Regions from separate parts of the Homo sapiens genome. Here regions 1 and 3 are each linked to region 2. The links are chromatin contacts, found by Hi-C or POLR2A ChIA-PET in ENCODE. All regions are on one chromosome and are shown on one strand. The core of a region is the stretch at or near the end of the contact, and the rest is flanking DNA. Distances in the headings are between cores, read along the strand shown.

Evidence for each region. A loop is a pair of places that touch in the nucleus more often than their neighbours do. ChIA-PET counts read pairs that join two places held with the same protein, here RNA polymerase II (POLR2A). Pooled maps may share reads with other maps.
Region 1: a loop to region 2 is called in a pooled map, with 2.6 times the contacts of the local background. The contact joins the promoter of UBE2R2 here to the enhancer-like site in region 2. A Hi-C loop is called at or near these places in 2 of 50 pooled maps. POLR2A ChIA-PET finds 5 or more read pairs at or near these places in 3 of 52 experiments (GM12878, H1 and IMR-90).
Region 3: a map of endothelial cell of hepatic sinusoid shows a loop between it and region 2 (3-fold over the local background). The contact joins the promoter of PRSS3 here to the enhancer-like site in region 2. A Hi-C loop is called at or near these places in 1 of 168 maps with a recorded cell type or tissue (endothelial cell of hepatic sinusoid). POLR2A ChIA-PET finds 5 or more read pairs at or near these places in 1 of 52 experiments (activated naive CD4-positive, alpha-beta T cell).

The regions. Positions count from the first base shown.
Region 1 is chr9:33,815,597-33,818,905 of GRCh38, reverse strand. It overlaps UBE2R2 (ubiquitin conjugating enzyme E2 R2), which reads right to left and starts at 1,746. Exons shown (of 5, transcript NM_017811.4): 1 at 972-1,746. The coding sequence starts at 1,148. It overlaps UBE2R2-AS1 (UBE2R2 antisense RNA 1), which reads left to right and starts at 38. Exons shown (of 5, transcript NR_170204.1): 1 at 38-279. RefSeq lists silencers at 1,127-1,296, 1,367-1,576, 1,757-1,856 and an enhancer at 2,147-2,236.
Region 2 is chr9:34,096,335-34,099,564 of GRCh38, reverse strand. DCAF12 (DDB1 and CUL4 associated factor 12) reads left to right here. Exons shown (of 9, transcript NM_015397.4): 5 at 1,048-1,241; 6 at 2,784-2,849. Among named protein-coding and RNA genes, the nearest start is that of DCAF12, 29 kb to the left of the region's middle. Within about 2 kb of position 1,569, at least 2 of the 41 ENCODE cell types and tissues checked have a DNase peak (open chromatin) inside an H3K27ac peak, as active enhancers do; they include GM12878, where a contact is called at or near this core.
Region 3 is chr9:33,793,971-33,797,413 of GRCh38, reverse strand. It overlaps PRSS3 (serine protease 3), which reads right to left and starts at 1,853. Exons shown (of 5, transcript NM_002771.4): 1 at 1,801-1,853; 2 at 612-771. The coding sequence starts at 1,840. The region is part of intron 3 of UBE2R2-AS1 (UBE2R2 antisense RNA 1); the gene reads left to right. RefSeq lists an enhancer at 804-1,304.

The sequences.
Region 1 (3,309 bases), core at 497-2,996, 280 kb after region 2:
AAACAACAGAAACAATGTCTGTGGTCGCTAAGGAACCATACATCCCACCCAGAGAAACGATCTCGCCTCAGATGATACTTGTCATCTGTGAGACCACCCCTTTAGCTAGAGTTAACCACTTGAGCAGGTTTCAATTTTGTCTCTGAAAGTAGGAAGCTATCAGTCTCCCTACATGACTCGTTCCACCCTTTGTGGATACTTCTACCTGTAGAAAAAAAGGTTGGCAAACTTGGTGGCATGGTGAGGACAAAGGGCATTTTGAAAGAACCAGTGACTGAGGTAAGCAGAGAATGTGAACGGAAAGAGGGTTAAAGTTCCCCCAAATGGATAATGACAAGACGACGCGGGCACCCTTTTTTTTTTTTTTTTTTTTTTTACCACCCCTAGGGTCCCATTCTTCACCACCACCCATTGGAATGCAAAGTTGGCACTACCACTACCCAAGATGCCCAACAAATCCTCAAAATGTCAGGGCACTCGGCAGCTTCTGAAATGACAAGCTGGTGCCCCTCCCCCACCCCACCCCCACCCCCACCCCCCAAAAAAGAAAAGTCCAATCCAGTCGGTGCAGGTCACCCTGCCCTCTGGGGCAGTTCCAGCCTGCGCAGGGAGGGGTTCCGACCGGAGAACGAAAAAGCACAGATAGACCACCGCTCTTTCCACCCACCCTCAGCGGGGGAAACAAAGGCGGCCTCCTCCGCCCGTAGACACTACCCTAACCAGAGAGGCTCTCCGATTTCCCGGTGCAGCCTGCCCTCCCGCCCCCGCCCGAGCCCCCGCCCCCATGACAAAGAAAAGGCACTCGGCGAGCAAGGCCTTCCTGCCTCCAGGGATGGGGGAGGGGGCTGCACGGGTGAGAAGCCCCCTCCACTCGCCCGTGCTCATACTCCTGGTCCCAGGAACTGCAGAAAGCGGCGGGGAGCCGGAGGCCTCGGCCGCGGAAGCAGGGTCCGGGAGGAGGGTGAGGGTACCTTGAAGTAGCCGCCTTCGTAGAGGGTGTTGGGGGGTCCGAAGATGGCCACCTCCCAGTTGTAGAGGTCGGACTCGTCCACCAGGGTGATCCGGAAGCCCTCCACCGGTTCCTCCTGCAGGGATTTCAGCTCGAGCATCAGGGCCTTCTGCGAGCTGGTCATCTGCTGCTGGGCCATCGCGGCGGCGGCGGCGGCGGCGGCGCCGGGCCCGGGCCCCAGTCCTCACGCACCGGCCGGGCCGGACCAGGCCCCTCCCCTCCGCTCGCCCTCCGGCCGGGCAGCACCGGGCCCCGGTCTTCACACACCCGGCGGGCCAGACCAGGCCCCACACGGCCCGTGGGCCCGCCCGGGGTCCTCCTCACACACGACGCAGGCCGGGCCGGGCCCTTCTCCTCACACTCGGGCCGGGCGAGAGGAGAGGTCGAGGGAGTTAGGAGAATTCGCTACGGGTCCCGGTCCCGGGCCTCCCCCCCCCGGAGGGGGCCTCAACTTGGGGGGGGGGAGAGGAGGTGGAAGCGGAGGAAGGCGGCGGAGGGCCGGCGATGGTGAAGGGAGGGGGCCGGGCCGGCCCGGGAACGCCGCGCTCGCTCGCCCTCTCGTTCTCTTCGGGGGCCGCAGGGGCCGGAGGGCGCGCGGGGCAGGAGAGGGTGGGGGGAGAGCGGCGTGCGGGGGTCTCGCGGCGGTGGCGGCGGGGGCTGCGCGGGGGGAGGGGCGACGGCGGAGGAGGAGGAGAGCGAGAGCGCCTCGCGCCGCGGGAGCAACGGAGCCGAGAAGCAGGGAGGGAGGGAGGGAGGGAGAGAGGGAGGAGGGGCGCACGCCGGGTGCTGGGCGGCTCTCAGCGGCTGGCGGCCCGACGCGCGTGCGCGTGCCCCTCCCTCCCCTCCCCCCACCGTGCCTGGCTCTCCTCCACTACCACCTCCTCCTCCTCCCGTTTCCACGCCTCCTCTCGGTCTCCCGCGCGGTCGCGGCGCTTTGTGACGCTGGCGCGTGTCCCCCGCCCATAAAGATCCCAGAAGCAGCGGGGACCAAGGGCGGGCGCAGGGATTGCCGTGGCCCCAGAGTGACGGTTGTGCGGCTGGACGCCGCAGTTCCAAAGGCGTGCCCGGGAAGGGAACCCAGGTCTCCCGGCTCTCGGGGCCCTCCCCACTGTGGATCCAGGGGCCTCCGCAGCCATCCTGGGACGGGCCTGGTCGCTGCAGGCCCCTCCCCGTGACACCCAGTCTGCGGTCCCTCCACTTAGTAGCTACTTGATTAGGATGTGCTGACAATGTGGGTCTTTTCGGTGGGAACAGACCTTCCCGCAGGCCAGCCCACAGGCAAGTGTGCCCTTTGGCACGTTACTCACCCTGGGTGCGGCAGTTCCACGTGAGAAACGGGGTGAGACAAAAAGGTCAGCTTCTGCTTCCCTTCTTAACTACAAAGAGGAAGTTGTGAGGAAAAAGACAATAACAAACTGGGTCTCTAGCCCTTCTCATTGTGATTTGGGGCAAGTGCTCAGGCTGCCCTTCGCCTTCGCCATTTGTAAAATAAACTACTGTGGTTGAACTTAGGGGTCAAAGTTCCCTATAGGTGCTTGTGGCTTGAATGTCCACCCTGGAACTGAGGGACTTTCGAGATAATCATAACCGAAGTGAGATGTGGGGACAGTCTTTGGTCCCCCCGTGGTTCAGAATACAGTACTCCTTTCTCCTAGGAAGGCATGTCCTAGGATAACTGCCTAAAAAACATTTCCTAGAAAAGCCAGAATATTGTGAGAGTTCTACACACACAGTTTCGGAACTAGACAGATCTTGGTTCCAACCCTAGTTCCATTACTTCTCCCTGTATCATCAGTTTTTTGTTTTTTGGTTTTGTTTTGTTTGAGACAGGGTCTTGCTCTGTCACCCAGGCTGTAGCACAGTGGCGCGATCATGGCCCACTGCAACCTCCGCCTCCCAGGTTCAAGCGATTCTCCCACCTCAGCCTCCCAAGTAGCTAGGACTACAGGTGCATGCCTCCACACCCGGCTGTTTAATCAGCTTCTGTAAAAGGGGATTAATTATACCCAACACAAGCAATTGTAATGATTAAATGTATGTACAGCATTTAGCGTAGTGACTGGCACATGGTTAATGATTCATAGAAACTTGAAAGAAAAAAACTTTAAGGCATAGCTGTATTCTGGATACCACCACTACCCACCCCTTTTATTGAGACAGGGTCTTACTCTGTTGCCCAGGCTGGAGTACAGTAGAGTGATTATAGCTCACTCTAGCAGTAACCTCCTGGGCTTAAGCCATCCTCTAACCTCAGTCTCCCAAGTAGCAGGACCACAGGTGTGCACAGCCATGCCCAGCTA
Region 2 (3,230 bases), core at 320-2,819:
CAAAATGTATAAAATTCTCGTTAAAGAATTTCGAGTAAGGCGCGGTGGCTCATGCCTGTAATCCCAGAACGTTGAGAGGCTGAGGCAGGTGGATCACTTGAGGTCAGGAGTTCGAGGCCAGCCTGGCCAATATGGTGAAACCCAATCTCTACTAAAAATACAAAAATTAACTGGGCGTGGTGGCACGCGCCTGTAGTCCCAGCTACAGGCTGGGGCAGGAGAATCGCTTGAACCTGGGAGGCGGAGGTTGCAGTGAGCCAAGATTGCGCCATTGCACTCCAGCCTAGGCATCACAGCAAGACTCCATCTCAAAAATAAAAATAAAAAGAATTAGCAGGGCATGGTAGCATGCGCCTGTGATCTCAGCTACTTGGGAGGCTGAGGCAGGAGAATCGCTAGAACCCAGGAGGCCGAGGTTGCAGTGAGCCAAGATCGTGCCACTGCACTCCAGCCTGGGTGATAGAGCGAGACTCTGTCTCAAAAAAAAAAAAAGCAGACCAGGTGTGGTGGCTCACACCTGTAATCCTAGCACTTTGGGAGGCCAAGGCAGGCTGATCGCTGGAACTCAGGAGTTCAAGACCAGCTTGGGCAACATGGTAAAACCCCGTCTCTACTAAAAATACAAAAAAAATAGCCAGGCATGGAGCAGGCACCTGTAATCCCAGCTACTTGGGAGGGTGAGGCACGGGAATCGCTTGAACCCAGGAGATGGAGGTTGCAGTGAGCTGAGATCGCACCACTGCACTCCAGCCTGGGTGACAAAGCGAGACTCTGTCTCAAAAAAAAATAATAATAATAAATAAATTTCAACAACCATGTCAAACTTAAAAGTTATATTTTAATGCCTAGACCTTAGGTGAATAATTCTCTTAGTGTAGCTATTAAAATGCCTACTGCTCTGTGTTTAGGGTGGGCCATCTGGCCAAGCTTCAGCACATATGAGGATGATGCACAAACAGCTAGACTATGAAAGCCCTCTTTGGCGTCTGTGGGATTTCCCATAGAGGGGTGGGTACATCTGACATCTGTGTTCTCCTGGCCCTGCAGGCTCACGTGATGGTTCTATGGGACTCTGGGAGGTGACAGATGATGTTTTGACCAAAAGTGATGCGAGACACAATGTGTCACGGGTCCCTGTGTATGCACACATCACTCACAAGGCCTTAAAGGACATCCCCAAAGAAGACACAAACCCTGACAACTGCAAGGTTCGGGCTCTGGCCTTCAACAACAAGAACAAGGTATGAACTTGTGTAGGGATCCCTGACGTGTATTCCTCTTGCTTATGTCTTGGGATATGCACTCCTTTTTCCTTCCCCATCAGTGCTTGCTACATAGCATGGTTCTGAGCCCACAGAACACCTCTTAAAGGCTGAGTGATGCTGGTGAGAAATTATAACTGAGGCTCTGAAACCCACCCCTTCAATTGGTGTCTGCAGTATTTCTCTGAGTAGTCTATATTTGTGGGTCAGCCTCACAGAATTCCCCTAGGGCCACCCTGATTTGACTGTCTGTCATTTGCACATGCCTTTGCAGGTGCTGTATTCTGGGCATGATTTTCATACTTGCTTCTGAAAACAATCACTTTTTTTCTCTTTGGTATTCATTCCTTTTTTTTTTTTTTTCTTTTTGAGACTGTGTTTTGCTCCTGTCACCTAGGCAGGAGTGCAATGGCACGATCTCAGCTCAAAGCAACCTCCACCTTCCAGGTTCAAGCAATTCTTCTGCCTCAGATTCTCAAGTAGCTGGGACTACAGGCATGCACCGCTACACATGGCTAATTTTGTATTTTTTAGTAGAGACGGGGTTTCACCATGTTGGCCAGGCTGGTCTTGAACTCCTGACCTCAGTTGATCCACTCTCCTTGGCCTCCCAAAGTTCTGGGATTACAGGCGTGAGCCACCATGCCTGGCCAGTATTCTTTACTGCCTACTTTCCCTTCACATTTCCACTAAGTCTTACCTTATTGAGTCAGATCTGATGCTGAGGTTTTAATAAAGCAGAGTGTCACCCAGGCGCAGTGACTCACGCCTGTAATCCCTGCACTTTCGGAGGCCGAGGCAGGCAGATCACAAGGTCAGGAGTTTGAGACTAGCCTGGGCCAACATGGTAAAACCCCATGTTTACTGAAAATACAAAAAAATTAGCCAGGCATGGTGGCATATGCCTGTATTCCCAGCTACTCAGGAGGCTGAGGCAGGAAAACTATAGGAGGTGGAGGTTGGCAGTGAGCCGAAATTGCGCCACAGCACTCCAGCCTGGGTGACAGAGCAAGACTCCATCTCAAAAAAAAAAAAAAAAAAAAAAAGCAGTGTCAGAATATACACCCAGAGCCAGAGAAAGGCTTCTCCAGAATCTGAATCAGGCCACAGTTTGAAGGGTAGTTCCCTCAACCTCCTATCCCATCTGTATTTATGGCCTAAGGGTAGATTAATCTCTCCTAAATTAGAGTCTTCACTTATAGAAATTCTCACACTAGATTATGAAACTGTCCTTCACATATGTGCCCTGCTTTAACTCTCCAACAGGACGTTGAGGGAGTGATAGCATAGTGAGGAGTTTTTCAACCATGGGTGCCTGTGTTATTGCTGGCAGCCTCAATTTAATATGCCATTCAGCTAGGTTCTGTAGGGTGAAGTAATGGTCTAATAATTACTGGCACCTCTGCTGGAATCATCACGAGACAGGAATAAAGGACCCTGACCTTAGAATCCTCGCCTGCTTATTATCGTACATTAGTTGCTATAGATGATAATATAACCTGGTTTTCATTGCTCTTGTAGGAACTGGGAGCAGTGTCTCTGGATGGCTACTTTCATCTCTGGAAGGCTGAAAATACACTATCTAAGGTGTGATGAACATGATTTTGTGGTTTTACCTAATAATTCACCTTACAGTTAAAATACTGTAATTCTAGCTGAGCTTTTTTTTCATGTTTATTTTATCTATTCATTTATTTTTGAGGCAGAGTCTCGCTCTGATGCCCAGGCTGGAGTGCAGTGGTGCAATCTTGGCTCACTGCAACCTCTGCCTCCTGGGTTCAACCAGTTCTTGTGCCTCAGCCACCTGAGTAGCTGCGGGGATTACAGGCGTCTGCCAACATGCCCAGGTATTTTTTTTGTATTTTTAGTAGGAACACAGTCTCACCATGTTGGCCAGGTTGGTATTTTTATTTTTAAAGACAATAAATACAGGGTCTCACTCTGTCACCCAAGTTGGAGTGCAGTCAT
Region 3 (3,443 bases), core at 604-3,103, 300 kb after region 2:
TGTGTAATCTAATCCAAGGGTAGCCATAGCATTAGCATCTCCTGGGAACTTGTTAGAAATGTAAATTCTTGGTCCTTACCCCCACCCGCTGATCAGAACCTTGGGGATGGGACCCAGTGATTTGTGCTTTAATAAGCCTGCAGGTGGTTTTGACGCATACTCAGGTTTGAGAGTTCTTCGTGTAGGCAGCGGTTCTCAGCTCTGTCTATACACTCTACAGTTACCAGAGGTAGAGTGTTAAATACTCACTGGTATTCACACTGTCTTCCTGAGAAGTTTGAGTTAATTGCCCTGGGGTAGGACACAGGCATCAGTATTTTCAAAAACTCTGTCTTAGGTCGCTTTAATGTGTAGCTAACCAGCAAAAGGTACTTGCCTGCTTTTGTCACTAGCTCTGACAACTCCAAGATTATCCCTGCCTGCTTTTATGACCACAACCCTTGCTGTTTCATGGATTGGCCTTGCTCTGGAGAGTCAGCTGCTGTCAACAAGTTTTCTTTTCCACCACCTCTCCCATCCGTCTTACCCAACCTCAGTACTTCCCTGGGCTGAAGCCAAGCTCTCCCAGGCAGCCTGGCTGGGAGCTTTGCAGTCAGGGGCCCCACACTTACGTCTTGTAGCAGTGAGCTGCTGATACCACCCACTGTTCGCTGATGAGGGAGCCACCGCAGAAGTGGGAGCCAGAATTCAGGGACACCTGGTAGGGGAGAGAATTCTCCTCACAGGTGTAGCCCCCAACAATCTTGTCATCATCGTCAAAGGGGACAGCAACTGGAGTGGAAATAGGAAGGGAGAAGGCAAGTCAGTAGCATGTTAGGGGTGGTGCTCCCAGCCTGCGGTTGCTTCCTGCCAATTAGAAATCCTTAACAAGCCCAGTGAGGCCAGGCAAGGGAGGGAGCGCTGCCACCCCTGGTGAGCATCACTGGATGTGGCTCCCAAGTCTCTGTGTCTGCAGGGCACGTAGCTAGGTACCCTGCAGGGGCTCAGATCTCTCCTGGGGACACCAGGCTGAGGATGCAAGGAATGTCCTCAAAATGCTTCCAGTGGGGTAGCAGTTGGTATGTTGTTGTCTCACCCACTGAGTGCTTCTCTCTTTTATTCATCACCTGTGTACTTGCCCTGGCTATTTGAGCCCTGGATTGTCAGGATACTTTGGCTAAGCTAGGAAAACCCCCTGTCTGGGTAGACCTGGCCATGACTAGCTTCCCCCATAGCTCAGATCTGTGCAGTGAGGGCAGAGTTGAGGGCAGCCCCAGGCTCACTTTGGCATAACAAAGGTAGACTTTGTTATTGGCCAATAGAAGAGCAATTCTTAACTTTGGCGGCATGCCTGGAAACGTTAAAAATCACCTGGGAAGCTTAAAAGCCCAGTACACAGGCTGCACCCCAGACAAATGAAGTTAGAACTTCTAGAGTTGAATCTCTGGCATGAGTAATTTTTGAACCTCCCCAGGTGCATTCGAGGTTAAGAGCAGCTATAGTGGTGCTATACTGGTGCTCTTGGAGCCAAGCCTGAAGCCTGCCACTTCATTTCATGGGCCAGCCCCACCTGGTCTCCCTTCCCAGCTTCTCCAACCACAGCTCGGATATGGATGAATGACAGTGGTGGGAGTGAAATGAGGGAAAAGGTGAAACAGGTGAGGCTTAAAGAGAGCCCAAGGAGGATGGGAAGGAGATATGTCAGATGGAGGAAATAGAATATCAGAGCGCAGTCAAAAGAGGAGAGGTGGCAAGAATGGCAGGGCATGTGTCTGCCAGGAAAGGGGGTGGGTGGGGCCTGAGGCAGGTCATGAAACTCGCCAGCAGCTCCCACAAAGGCAAGGATCAGGAATGGATTCATGGTGGTAGAGTGTGCCTGACTGGTGGTGGAAGGCCTGTCCTTATACCCTTCCAAGAATCAGGAGAGGAGGTGTCTGTGAGGTGAGGGTCACAGTTCTTCCCAGCACAAACACACCTGCAGCTTTCCCCTTGCCAGGGTCTTGCATCAGCTCGGCTACGTTTGGCCACTCTGTGGGTTTGTGATTCACAGGTGATAAGGAAACTTGCCTTCTGAGAGCAGAGAGGGAGACTGGCTATTTCCTGGAAGGATGCTGGGATGGGGAAGACAGGGGAAACCAATCCCCGGATCACACAGCTGGGCTTTCGTAGGCCGAGGAGATGAGGGTTAGAAGGAGGGAGAATGGCCTGGGTGTCTAGGAGTCCTTTTAACTATTGGGGATGTATTTAATAATGTACTTAAGGAAGGGCAAGCATTGGTAACAAGCTTGGCTTTTCAGTTTCCTGGAGCCCCCACGAGAGGAGGAAAGTCTTATCTAAGGCTCATTTTTGTGAATATGAATATGCTTCTTTGCAGTCACTGTGCACAAAGGTCAAATCCAAGACTTTGGGTATCCAGAATTCCAACACTAAGGGGTAAGGAGAAGGGAGACTTAGCATTCCATAGGATTCTGGGCTTCCAGATGGCTCTCCTTCCTACCAAGGCTTAAAAGGATGGGAAGTGTTTCAAAGAAGGAGGGGACACAGGTTAGGTAGGAGCTTACTCAGTGCATCTGGAGGATGGAAAACCAATGGCGCACTCCTCCCCTTCTTCAATGTGAAGCCACTTGTCTCTCTCATGTGCATCCTGTCATAGGTTCTTTTTATGCAGCCTCACGGTTGTCCTGGCAACCTGCACTTAGGGTGATGCAAACTGACTCACCTGCTCAGGGCTGACAGCCTGAACCAGAATGACATGCCCCTGATCAGATGTCAGAGTTTGGACCATGGTAAATCTGGGTTACCATCTGATCTGAGAATCAGCAGTAGGTAGAGATTTTAGCACATGGTAAATGGGTCACATATTGGGATCAATAAGAAGATGTGGAGGGGTGGGTCTAGAATTTTCTATTTTAGATGCAGTGAGATTATGCTGGGCTTAGTATCAAGTGAATCTTCCCAGAGAATATCCTGATTTGGGCCCTACCAAGGCTACTAAGACACAGTTGTGTAATTGACTGAGGCACAACCTGGCCAGAGTAGTGTGGAGATGGAGATGCTGTCTGTGATCAAGTCTAATGATGTAAGGAAAGGAGGAGCTTCCTTATGAGGGTGCTTTCCCTTCTCAGCAACTCTGAGCTCAGGTTGGTGATGGGCAGGAGTGAGCAGAGTTCAAGTTTAAATTCTTTGAAAAGTAAAAGAAGCAGAGATGTTCTGGAGATGGTGAACAAAATGAGAAAAGCTCAGAAACTTCGTGTTGAGATCGGACATGGCCAGGGGGCTAGAGGGAGGAAGCAAATGGAAACCAGAGGGAATTGGAAAAAATGCGAATGTGGGGCCCGTGGAGTTGAGAGGACACACAGAGTACCTTCAGGTTCAGCTCCTGGCATGGCCAACGAGCCAGCTTCCCCAAAGCCAGGAGATCCACTGCTCAGAGACCCGCTCTCCACCCCACATCCCCTCTAATC